2 separate regions of the Mus musculus genome follow, and region 2 is linked to region 1. The links are chromatin loops, found by intact Hi-C in ENCODE. Cell type or tissue: gastrocnemius. All regions are shown on one strand. Each heading gives the region's core, and the rest is flanking DNA. Links, peaks and the distances in the headings are about the cores only.

Region 1 (5,380 bases), core at 116-5,115:
ATTGGTCAATCCTTGATACCGGTGTCTCGGTGTTCTGATTTTCTTCCTGGTTTTGATGAAAGGGACCACTTTGAAGCAGGTCTCCATTAGTAGCTGTCTGGCAGGGGCTTCCTCACTTTGCAAGAGGCACGGAAACGTGCTTGCTCTTGCTGTTGGAATCTCACAGTCCTCCAGGGACCTTTTTCAGTACATTGTGGGTGATGACACATGGGTAAACTGACGGTTATCCATAGAATGTAAACTCTTTGGGATGTTCCTCAGCAACGCTGAGGTTTTACACACTCATGTTGTTCTTTTAGCCTCTCTTTATCTCTTTCCAAAACTCAGTGGGGAAAAATATCAACTGCCCTCCATGTTTTCCAGGATGTCGGCATTCTTTGTCATCAGCTAACATCCATCACGAATTTTTGCAAGCCTCTATCTCTCGGGAAAACACGGCTAAAACAAAGTTCTATTTTCTTAGGTCTGGATATTCCAAAAGATTTAGCCCCAGTGGGCCACCATTTTGGAATGAGTGGTCAACACCAAATGCCCACAAAAAGGAATGTTTCTCTGCTCCCTTTGGAGCTCATGGCTGCTACAGAGAATGTTTTTCCCACCTGGGCCATTTTTTCCCCATAATTTCATTTTAATTGGTCTTTGGTTAAGTTTGCTTTAGCTGTTCAGTAACGGTTTGTTTAAAGCATTCTGAGAGTCCTGTAATGACTATGGATAGAGACTTCTGCGTGATTTTCCAGTTAGCACAGGATACATCTTTGAGGGCAAATCCTATTTTAATTAGACACTGATAAATTCTGAAACCAAATATTTACGAATTTCTTATAACTTCATCAAAACCTCTCAACAGAATATCAGTGGTCATCGACACGTTTTCTAAGCATCAGGACTTTACCATTTTGAATGCAATCGTTTTTCTTTTGTTTTTGTTTGTTTTGCTCCTGGCCCTGTACACACTGCTGACCTAGAACTCACTATGTAGTCCCTGCTGGCTTCATTCAAACTTGAAGCAACCTTCCTGTCTCAGTCTCCTGAGTGTGGCTCACTGTACCCAGCATGAATGCTATTTTGGATACAGAGGTCTCAGTTTGTCTCTGACATATTTTCCACGGCAGTCAAGCCCCCCCTGTAACTCTAAATTGCACATGAGTTCAGTGAGTCTTTAAGTCGCTTTAGGCATTACACAGCACTTCGGTATAATCTTTATGTTAACCCCTGTCAATCACATCTCAAGTATGAAAAATATCAATGTCAGAAGAAAGGGTCTGCAATGCCTCTTCTCCAGGATGCATTTCCCACACCAGCATGTGCTTTCTACGAGGACTCCTGCGAAGCTTCCAGGCGTGGGGCGGAGCTGGGAATTAGAAGCTGACCAATATGACTGCCTTGCTTTCAACTTTCAGAATAACACTGGCAAATTCCATAAACTTGTTTCTGATCCTAAGTATAAAGACTACTAGTAGCAGTTTTATCACAAGGAAAAAAAAAACCCCTATCATTAAATAATCTTCCCTTTCAAACTCTTGAGTATGACTACAAAGCAGTACTCTTTTGTGAGACAGGACTTTAGTGGAAGGTGAAATAAATACCTTTTATAAATGGTATAGTCTACAGAGGCCACTTGACAATTTAATAATTCTGGTTTTATTCCCCCATGATAAGAATGTCTTCAACAAATATAACATGGTGATTACTTCTGTTTGATGAATTAAAGTAAAAAATAAGTTTCCTTCAAGCAGATTTTCCCCCTCTGAGCAAATGTATGTTCCTGGGAGGCTGAGGCTATGAAATTGACTTTAAATTGACTTTATCTTACATAGTTTTTTTAAAATTATGTGCACTCCTGGAATTTTTTTAAAAAATTAGATTGGAGTATCAGTTTGTAGATTTTTTTTTCCTTTTCCTTTTCTGGAAACAAATAGGTATGGCATTGGTCTCTATGCGGGATTTGTCTTTCTTTAGTGAGAAATCTACCTGGCACAAAGTAGCAATGGTTATAAAGGAGTTTATGGCATACTCTGTTTCTTGAGAGACACAAGAACAAAGGTGCCTATGGGCTCAGCAAGCACTCTCTGCTCACAAGTGCCATTCCTGAAACACAGGAGACCCCCTGGTCTGAACCACGTGATCTTGTTCGTGTTGCCCCCTCTGCTGCCTTCTTTCTCATTCCAAACATTATTGAGACCAAAAGAAGGCTACAAGATGGCTTCATACAAAGGCTCCACAAGGGTCCCAAGTTGGCTGGGAGAGTAATTATCAACTGGAGCTCTTGGGAGTCATCGGGCTGTTCTGAAAGGAGGGAGGTTGATGGAGCGTCATTGAGTCGGGTAGTGTGGTCAGTGGAGCATCCGAGGCTGTGCATGAAACTGAGATAGATATTCTGTCTCTAAGGTTTCCATTGTCCTGCCAGCTTTCATAGCAGTTGGGCAAGTGGTGGTGGGGGGAGGGAGAGAGAGAGAGAGAGAGAGAGAGAGAGAGAGAGAGGAAACAAAAGGTTATTAAAATACAGTGTATAGACACGAAGTGGAATTAGAGATGACATTCTAACGGTGGCCTCTCTGAGAGCGGAGGGGGGAGGGGCATGATTAGATTTGTGCAGCTTGATGAAAAACCCATGACTAAGATGCCACTTTCAATTTTTTTCCCCATTTAATGCTGTTTATTGTTTTAGTTGATAATTTTCCTAATGCTTTAACATTGTCCTTTTGAATTTTGCTCATGCAAATAGAGCATTTCAGTCTAATTGAACAAATCCATACTAATCAGCTAGTAATTGTGGTACTGGAAAGCCGGGTTCAATAGCCCTTGCTTCCTGCTCTCTGGCAGTCTGCCTGTAGATGGCACTAGAGAACTAGTAACTGGTCGCCCTCTCTGTGGCCAACCTACCACCTTCCAGAGAGCAAGGGTGCTACAATTTTCTTTTCATAAAAGAAAAGAAATGATACATTTTTGAAGATTAAAACCTCATGTTGCTTTCTCCAAACGCTAGGATAGCCTAGTTTCCAATCAGAACACCGAATCTCAGAGTGGTTCCTAGTTTAAACGCCTAGGACCCTGGCGTGTTTTTGAAATGCCTTTTGTGCATTAGAAGTAGAATCTGTCAGGAGCGTCAAATCAGTGAGACACTTGAAAAGACTCCAGAATCTCTCTTCCGAAGCAAGGTGCATCCTCGGTGGGCAGAACAGGGCTCAGGCAAGCAGCAGGGCTTAGGAGTTGAGGCTTTTATTCCCAGGTAGCCAAAAGCTAACATCTTATTCCAGAATGGACAGTAGTGGGAACTTAACCTGTGTAGTATTTACTGTGTCTTTTGTTAATGCTAAGCACTTAACTGTACATACATGCTTTTTAATGTACATGGAAAGCTTTTCTGTGTTTCTATTTCATTTTATTTTCCCAGAGAAACTAAATCTTCTTTAGTTCAGGAGTATTATTAGATAGATAGATAGATAGATAGATAGGCAGACAGATAGACAGATAGACGTAGATGTAGATATAGGTCAACTCTCTCTTAAATCTAAATGCTTATGATTTTTGCCTCATTCCTTTCCTCTTTTGTTTCATAATTATAAAGCTGAAACAAAAAATGAGTTTAAGCCTACTGGATCTTACTGGGAGGGTGTTCAATCTCTGTATTCACAGTGACTAACAATGATTTCAGTTTAACCATATATTTTCTACTGTATAACAAAAGGAGAGGTGTTTACATATCTTTTGAAATTGAGGGCATGGTTAAATGTATAAACATTAAAAAACCTGATTGACAGACAAGTCTACCCTATGAAATTGGCATTCAGGATACTCGTAAGGGTCCTGTGTTTCTTTATTTTTATTTTACTTTCAATGTGCAGATTATGTTATTAGCTAGCTGCTCTGCAGGAAAGGCCCCATCACTGTGTGTGCGTGCGTACGTACGTAGTTAATGAAGAGCGTGGACTGGAGTCTTAATTCTGGAACACAATGTTGATCCACTGAGTTGCCCCATTTCTCTCTGCTCAGCTGGACCACGGGTTTACCATCAAGAGATCAGGGTCTTTGGACTACTACCAACAACCAGGAATGTATTGGATAAGGTATGAGATGGTGCAGCTCAACAGTCAGTGTTTCCATGGCAACGTGCTGGCAGTCTCCATTTACCAGTTCCTTCAGTGGATAAACATGTTTTTGATTTGTTACCCAGTCCATATGCTGCTTTATCGGTTTCATTTTAATCTTGATTGAGATGCCACACCCCCTCATTCCTTTTTTTCACCCATTCTTCACACTGACATTTGCCGGCTTTCTTTCCATCGCACATGCTCAGTATCGATTTCCCCTTACGGTTAAAAGGACAGTATATTCCGTGCTGATGCCAAAGCCTTTGCCTGTTGTTGCTGATTGCAGCAATGATGTTTCCAGTGCTCTCCTGCCCTGTAATAAATGGAACTACAGCAGCACTTCAGTGTGTGTTCTATAGAAGTATATACTGTCATTTTAAAGTTACCCAGCCCAGCCTTAACCTTCTCAGACGGTGAGACAATGCATTTACACCTTAGCAGTAGAAATGCCTCCCAATACAGCGGGCTACAGAATGCATTGTGTGTGTCAGTAAGCTTGTGTTTTCAAGTTCTCCACCTTTTCGTTTTGTTTCTGTTTTACCGTTCCCTTCCCCCTCCCTCTATGTACTAGCTCCTGCATGAATTTACTTTCTGAATTTTGTAACTGTCAGATTCTTTAGTTGGCTTCTCTGCTTGAGCAAGGGGGTCGATGGGAAGTGTGACTTTGTTTAACCAGCTTATGAATTCTGTCCCCTCGTTTCCGATTCCAGTCAATGGCGCTGGCGTCTCCTGCCAGGGGCATTGTGTGTGTATCTCTCTAGAGTTACCCACAAGCGTGATGGCTTGCGATGGTTTGAGACATGAACTCTGAGAAGTTCTAGGGAACTTCTCTTCACCTTAATGTCTCCAAAATGATCTCCAGGTAAAAGCTCCATGTTATAGCACTCACCAAGGAAAAAGCACCCCGAGCTTTGGCATTTGTTTTTCAAATAATAGAGTCTGTTGGTTGGCGCAGCACAGTATCTGCCTGACACCATTTCATGGATCAGACTGCCAAGTTTTACCACAAAAAAATTATATATATATATATGTTCATGTGTATATAGATACATATATACTTTATATATTATAATACATATACATTTCCCCTTTGATTATTGCTCCTAATTATTTTTTATAATTAGGGTCTCAAAACAAAGGGCTTAGAAAAGCAGAATATTCAGACAAATAACCAAAATCATGATCAAAGTCATGATCGTTTCTAGGTCTGCTTATAATAGGAAAACACCCTGGCTCGGTGAGAGGATTTCCCAGAAAGGGATCTTTGTGCCTTCAGGATTGGTCCAAGG
Region 2 (5,380 bases), core at 133-5,132, 260 kb after region 1:
ATTCCTGGGTGTTCTGAGTACAGCACACGCTTGGCTGGGGCCATTCGAGGGCGGGCAGGCGATGAGAGCGAAGGGCACCGAGAGTGTTTTGCAGCGATGGATGTGAGTGGGGGTCATCCAGACACCCAGAAAGCTTTACAATTAGCCTGAGAGCAGATGAGCCAAGGAAGACAGCTGGGTGGGGTAGGGTATACGCAAGGGTTGTGGGGAGAGCGCTTGCCCGTCGCACCCCATCCTGGGGAACTACGCGTCCCCAGCGGCTGCTCCCTGCCTGCCGCACAGCTCTTTCTTGTTGATCTGGCGCTCTGGGTTGCCTCTTCCAGCCCCTCTTCAGCTGCCAAAAGGTAGCTGCGCATTCACCCGCGATGCCTGCAAACTGGGGAGGGGCTTTGCAGGTCCCCAGTTCCCTCTCCCAAGGGAATGGTCTTGGGGAATGGAGTAGGAGGCCATCTAAGCGCCAAATGTGATGTACTATTTTAATCTAATTCGGAATCTATCACTCTTGGGTAACAAGAAACGAAATTAGAGCTGGCCCTGTGATGCTTAAAAGGTGGGAGTCTTCAGCAGTAGCCCATTAACAGTGCGTACACAGGTGCTACCATACCCGGGCACTGAAAATTCTCTTAATTTGAAATTAACAGAACTTTGTACTAAAGGCAGAGAACTGAAAACTACGACATAAGCCCTAACTACCCTATCTTTAGTTCATGTGCACTGAGGACTCAACTGGTCATGGTACTGGAAGGAAGAGCGACCTATAAAACCCTCCCTAGGGTTCCAAAATCCAAAAGCTCCTCAGGTTCCAAAAAGAAAAGCTCATTTCTTTGAAATTTCCAAGATGAAACTTAAATAAATAATAAAAATCCCTAACCTGAATGGTTACAAATTATTTTTTTTGGAAGCCATTAGCCATTTTCTCATAATCAAATTATTACATCCCATAAGATTAGGAACCTACTGTTGGTCACCACTGAGGGTTTCTGAGGTGGAAGATCCATCTTTAAGCCTGCAGGGGCAAACAAACTGTAATGGCCACACCTTCCAGTGCCAAGCAAGCTCATCTCTGTGAATTCTCTAGATCCTTCTCTACAAGACAGCTCACTATGAGATGGCACTCAAGCTTTCTCTAAATCTCAGAAAACACCTTCAGGAAGTGTTTCCACTACAGCATACAGCCCTATCTGCTGTCTGGTATTTCAGCACTGGCCAATCTAGCTACAGACAAGGGAAACTGCAAACAGGTGAACTTGTTTTAATTAAAAGGCTCCATTTTTAGTTGGGTAGATATCATCGACTCCGTTGAGCAATACTTCTTAAATTCCTCTCAGCAAATGCAAATGGGGAAAACCTAGGTTAAAAAGAGAAGAGACTCTGCCTAAGGTTTGGAAACATTCTGACTGCGAACACGAACACGAGTGAAGACTAAAGAACTCCCCCAGCTGAAGCCAGCAGTCAGTCAGTAAGCAAAGTTCTAACTTGCACTAAAAAGACCCCAGGGATTAACGGGCATTAATTACCTTACTCTAAATGCAAGTTAGTGACTTTGTTCTAGAAGCCCCTTTGACTTCGCTAATTGGTGGATGACCATTAGTACAACTGGATAGCTCATCAGAGGTGAACAGACAAGTGGGCTTTTCAGCAAAGAGAACCACTTGTCTTCACCAAGTCTTTTCCAAATGTCAATATGCTTCAAGTTATACCAAAGCTGGGAGATTTCATCTTGCTTTTCAACCTGTCTAGGTGGCCTGGGTGGGTTTCTGCCGGCAGCAGTTTCCTACCTTTGGTTTCTATGCTTCTATCCACGAGGGGGGATTAATTAGCCGGGCTGAAGCTGGAGGAGGCTGTCGTGACGAGCCCAGTGGCGATTGGCCGCCCGCCTGCCTGGCCCTGCCTTTATAATTTCCACACGAGTGCATCTGGGCTCTTACACAAACCAACAGCAGCTTCTTCTGACAGACACACACTCACCCCCGACGCACACTCTGCACACTTTTCCTCTACCTGATTAACAGTCCTGCACACACCATGATTACGGGAAAACGTAAATAAATACGGAAAGGGGTGATTATTTTGACTACTGGAAGAGCTTTGCTGGGTCTCAGCATAACTTTTGTTTTTATTACCGAGAAGGTGCTCTCTCCACGCGTCTCTCTCTGACACGGATTCTTTAGCGGAGGGGAGAAAAGGGGAGAGCTCAGCCTTTCACTTTAAGACCCGCTAGTCTCGAGCGGGGGAAAAAAGGCCAGCAGGGCAGGGCGGCCCCCTGCTGCAGCTAGTCCGAGAGAGGCTCGGTGCCTTTTGAGCGTGGTCCCCTTTCTCCACCGAAGTTGGCTCCAGCGCTAGCAGCCGCATTGGATCCCACAGCCTATTGCGAGACTCCGGTGTACAATCCGGATCTCTGCCCCAACATGATCGCGGCCCAGGCCAAGCTGGTCTACCACCTGAATAAGTACTACAACGAGAAATGCCAGGCCAGGAAAGCTGCCATCGCCAAAACCATCCGGGAAGTCTGCAAAGTGGTCTCCGACGTCCTGAAGGAGGTTGAAGTGCAGGAACCGCGTTTCATCAGCTCCCTCAATGAGATGGACAACCGCTACGAGGGCCTGGAGGTTATCTCTCCCACCGAGTTCGAGGTGGTACTCTATCTGAACCAGATGGGGGTGTTTAACTTCGTGGACGACGGCTCCCTGCCTGGCTGTGCGGTGCTGAAACTGAGCGATGGGCGCAAGAGGAGCATGTCCCTCTGGGTGGAATTCATCACCGCCTCTGGCTACCTCTCGGCACGCAAAATCCGTTCCAGGTTTCAGACACTGGTGGCTCAGGCGGTGGACAAGTGTAGCTACAGAGATGTAGTAAAGATGGTGGCTGACACGAGCGAAGTGAAACTGAGAATCCGAGATAGGTATGTGGTGCAGATCACCCCGGCCTTTAAATGCACCGGGATTTGGCCGCGGAGTGCTGCCCACTGGCCGCTTCCCCACATCCCCTGGCCAGGACCCAACCGGGTGGCAGAGGTTAAGGCTGAAGGGTTCAATTTGTTGTCCAAGGAGTGCCACTCCCTGGCCGGCAAGCAGAGTTCGGCTGAGAGCGATGCTTGGGTGCTGCAGTTTGCAGAGGCCGAGAACAGACTGCAGATGGGGGGCTGCAGGAAGAAATGCCTCTCTATCCTGAAAACCCTGCGTGATCGCCACCTGGAGTTGCCAGGCCAGCCCCTGAACAACTACCACATGAAGACTCTGGTGTCCTACGAGTGCGAGAAGCATCCTCGAGAGTCGGACTGGGACGAATCTTGCCTGGGCGATCGGCTGAACGGAATTCTTCTGCAGCTCATCTCATGCCTGCAGTGCCGGCGGTGTCCCCATTACTTCTTACCGAACTTAGATCTGTTTCAAGGCAAACCCCACTCGGCCTTGGAAAACGCTGCTAAACAAACGTGGCGACTGGCAAGAGAGATCCTGACCAACCCAAAAAGTTTGGAAAAACTTTAGAGGATGATCTAATCCAGGGCTGACAAGAATGAGCATTCTTCTCAAAGTCCCGACGAAATGAAAACTTCCTGGTTGATTCCTATGTACTATTTCTCGAGACAGTGCAAACAATCTCTTCCTTTAAAAGGAGTAACAACACAACATTTAACCATCATCTCACACAGGGGAAAAACCACACCACAAGCATCTTTATGGAGGCATCCCCCAGCTCCCCCGAAAAGTGCACAACACCCCAAAACAGCTGGCTGCAATGCAAGACCATGGCCAACTCCAGCAAAGGATTATAGTAATCTTGAGACTTAGGTGCGGCTGCCTTCCAGCAAACAGGGCCCGGATGTACCATCGGAAGCAAAGTGTAATGTATATTTTGATCTGTAACAAAAGTTGTGATCTCATGTTGTCTTTGAAAGTGTGGATATTGGTGTTTTGTGATTTGGTGATCAGAACTGAAATTACCATTTTGGAAACTTTCAGACATTTCCCACAGAACAGAGATGCATTTAAAGGTAGATTTCCTCCTGGTACTTTACCTGTCTTTCAAGTGTCTGAACTTAAAACAAAAGTTTACATTTTGTTTCAAATATATTGCTTGTTCTAACATTCCGTAAGTATACTTGAAATGTTATTTAAATATATTCAAAAATTTGAATTCAGCTTATATAATAACGCTTGAATATCTGAATTATATATATATTTGAAAATGCACTTGAAAATACACTGGATAATTACTTTTGTGATTTAGAATTTAATTTCTGTTGCTGATTTTTATTTAATTAGAAGATAATAAATGAAGTAAAATACCAAGTTTCTGTTTCTCTTTAAATTGTTGTTGTTGTTGTTAAATGAGGTAATGATGCTATTTAAAAGTCAACTTGAGAATTTTAAACATTTCGACAAACAGGTTAATAAAATCACTAAAATTAAATGTTAAAAGGGCTCTTTTTAGAACAGCTATAGAAAATATCCACTTCCCCAGTTTCTAATTTACTCAATGGTTCTTTTCTACAATGAATATATTTATAGCCTACTTCTGAGACTTTGATTCTGGTTAGTATTTCTGTAGTCGTTTGACAATATAAGGGAAAAATTACCATAGCAATAGAGAAGACTGAGTTTAAAAGCAGCAAAATCTGAGAAAAATTAACTTAAACCATAATGCAAAACTCTGAAGTTTTTATATGAAATATAAGCAATAAAATGGAGATATATTTTAACACAATAAGTGTTATTAGAATAAATTAACCAGAAACCACAACTCATTCTTACTATACAGGGAAAGCTAATGGCAAAACCTAAAGGCAAGCCCTTACTTATTTAAACACAGCACATTCATTGTCTCATTACAGAAGCTTTGGTGGTATCTCACCGATCAACAAGTGCTGAGAGGGTCCAGACCGAGGCTTTACATTAGCTAATTCAGGTAGCAATAAAGTTTAGAATTATCTTTGCCCATTTACAAATAATGTTCTATATAATGTGTCATTTCTGCATATAGCTTAAATATAAAGAATAAAATTCAAGTCTGACTATCTTAGAACTGCTTTTGAAACGATTTAAAGGAAGATCTTTGAAAATGATTGTAAAATATCCAGTATTACATCCCATATGTCAACCAAGACCTCAGAAGAAATTTACAGACACTACAGTTCCATAAATAAGAAAACAATGGAGTACATCTCAAATGGCTGTTGGGCCAGTGGGGCTTCTCTGATGGTCAAGGTTAGAATCCACAAGATAAGATCTAGTCACCATGTTTGCCATTCCAATGCTCCAAGTGTGCCTGCCCCTTTTAGAATGGCATCCGAGTGCTAGTGTGTGCTGTGTGTATACATTTAAATCAAAGCTTATAAAGAACCTGCTCCTTTTCCTTTTAAATCCATATGTAAAGTCAA

Evidence for each region. A loop is a pair of places that touch in the nucleus more often than their neighbours do. Peaks named below come from ENCODE experiments on the same cell type or tissue, not always from the same donor. Only the 100,000 strongest peaks of a DNase experiment are listed, where the experiment ranks them.
Region 2: it touches region 1 in a loop (6-fold over the local background); 5 of 42 quality-filtered maps call a loop at or near these places.

Annotation. Positions count from the first base shown.
Region 1 is chr3:55,517,857-55,523,236 of GRCm38, forward strand. All of the region lies in intron 16 of Dclk1 (doublecortin-like kinase 1), which reads left to right. Among named protein-coding and RNA genes, the nearest start is that of Gm31796, 23 kb to the right of the region's middle. In gastrocnemius, for the core only: a CTCF peak has its summit at 2,817 (motif pointing right); DNase peaks (open chromatin) are centred at 2,573, 2,834, 3,136, 4,098 and 1 more place; H3K4me3 peaks cover 197 bases; H3K27ac peaks cover 173 bases.
Region 2 is chr3:55,780,586-55,785,965 of GRCm38, forward strand. All of the region lies in intron 41 of Nbea (neurobeachin), which reads right to left. It overlaps Mab21l1 (mab-21-like 1), which reads left to right and starts at 1,925. Exons shown (of 1, transcript NM_010750.3): 1 at 1,925-4,702. The coding sequence starts at 2,409. The coding sequence ends at 3,488. In gastrocnemius, for the core only: no CTCF peak of the experiment used is centred there; DNase peaks (open chromatin) are centred at 253, 1,058, 1,882, 2,330 and 3 more places; H3K4me3 peaks cover 5,000 bases; H3K27ac peaks cover 5,000 bases.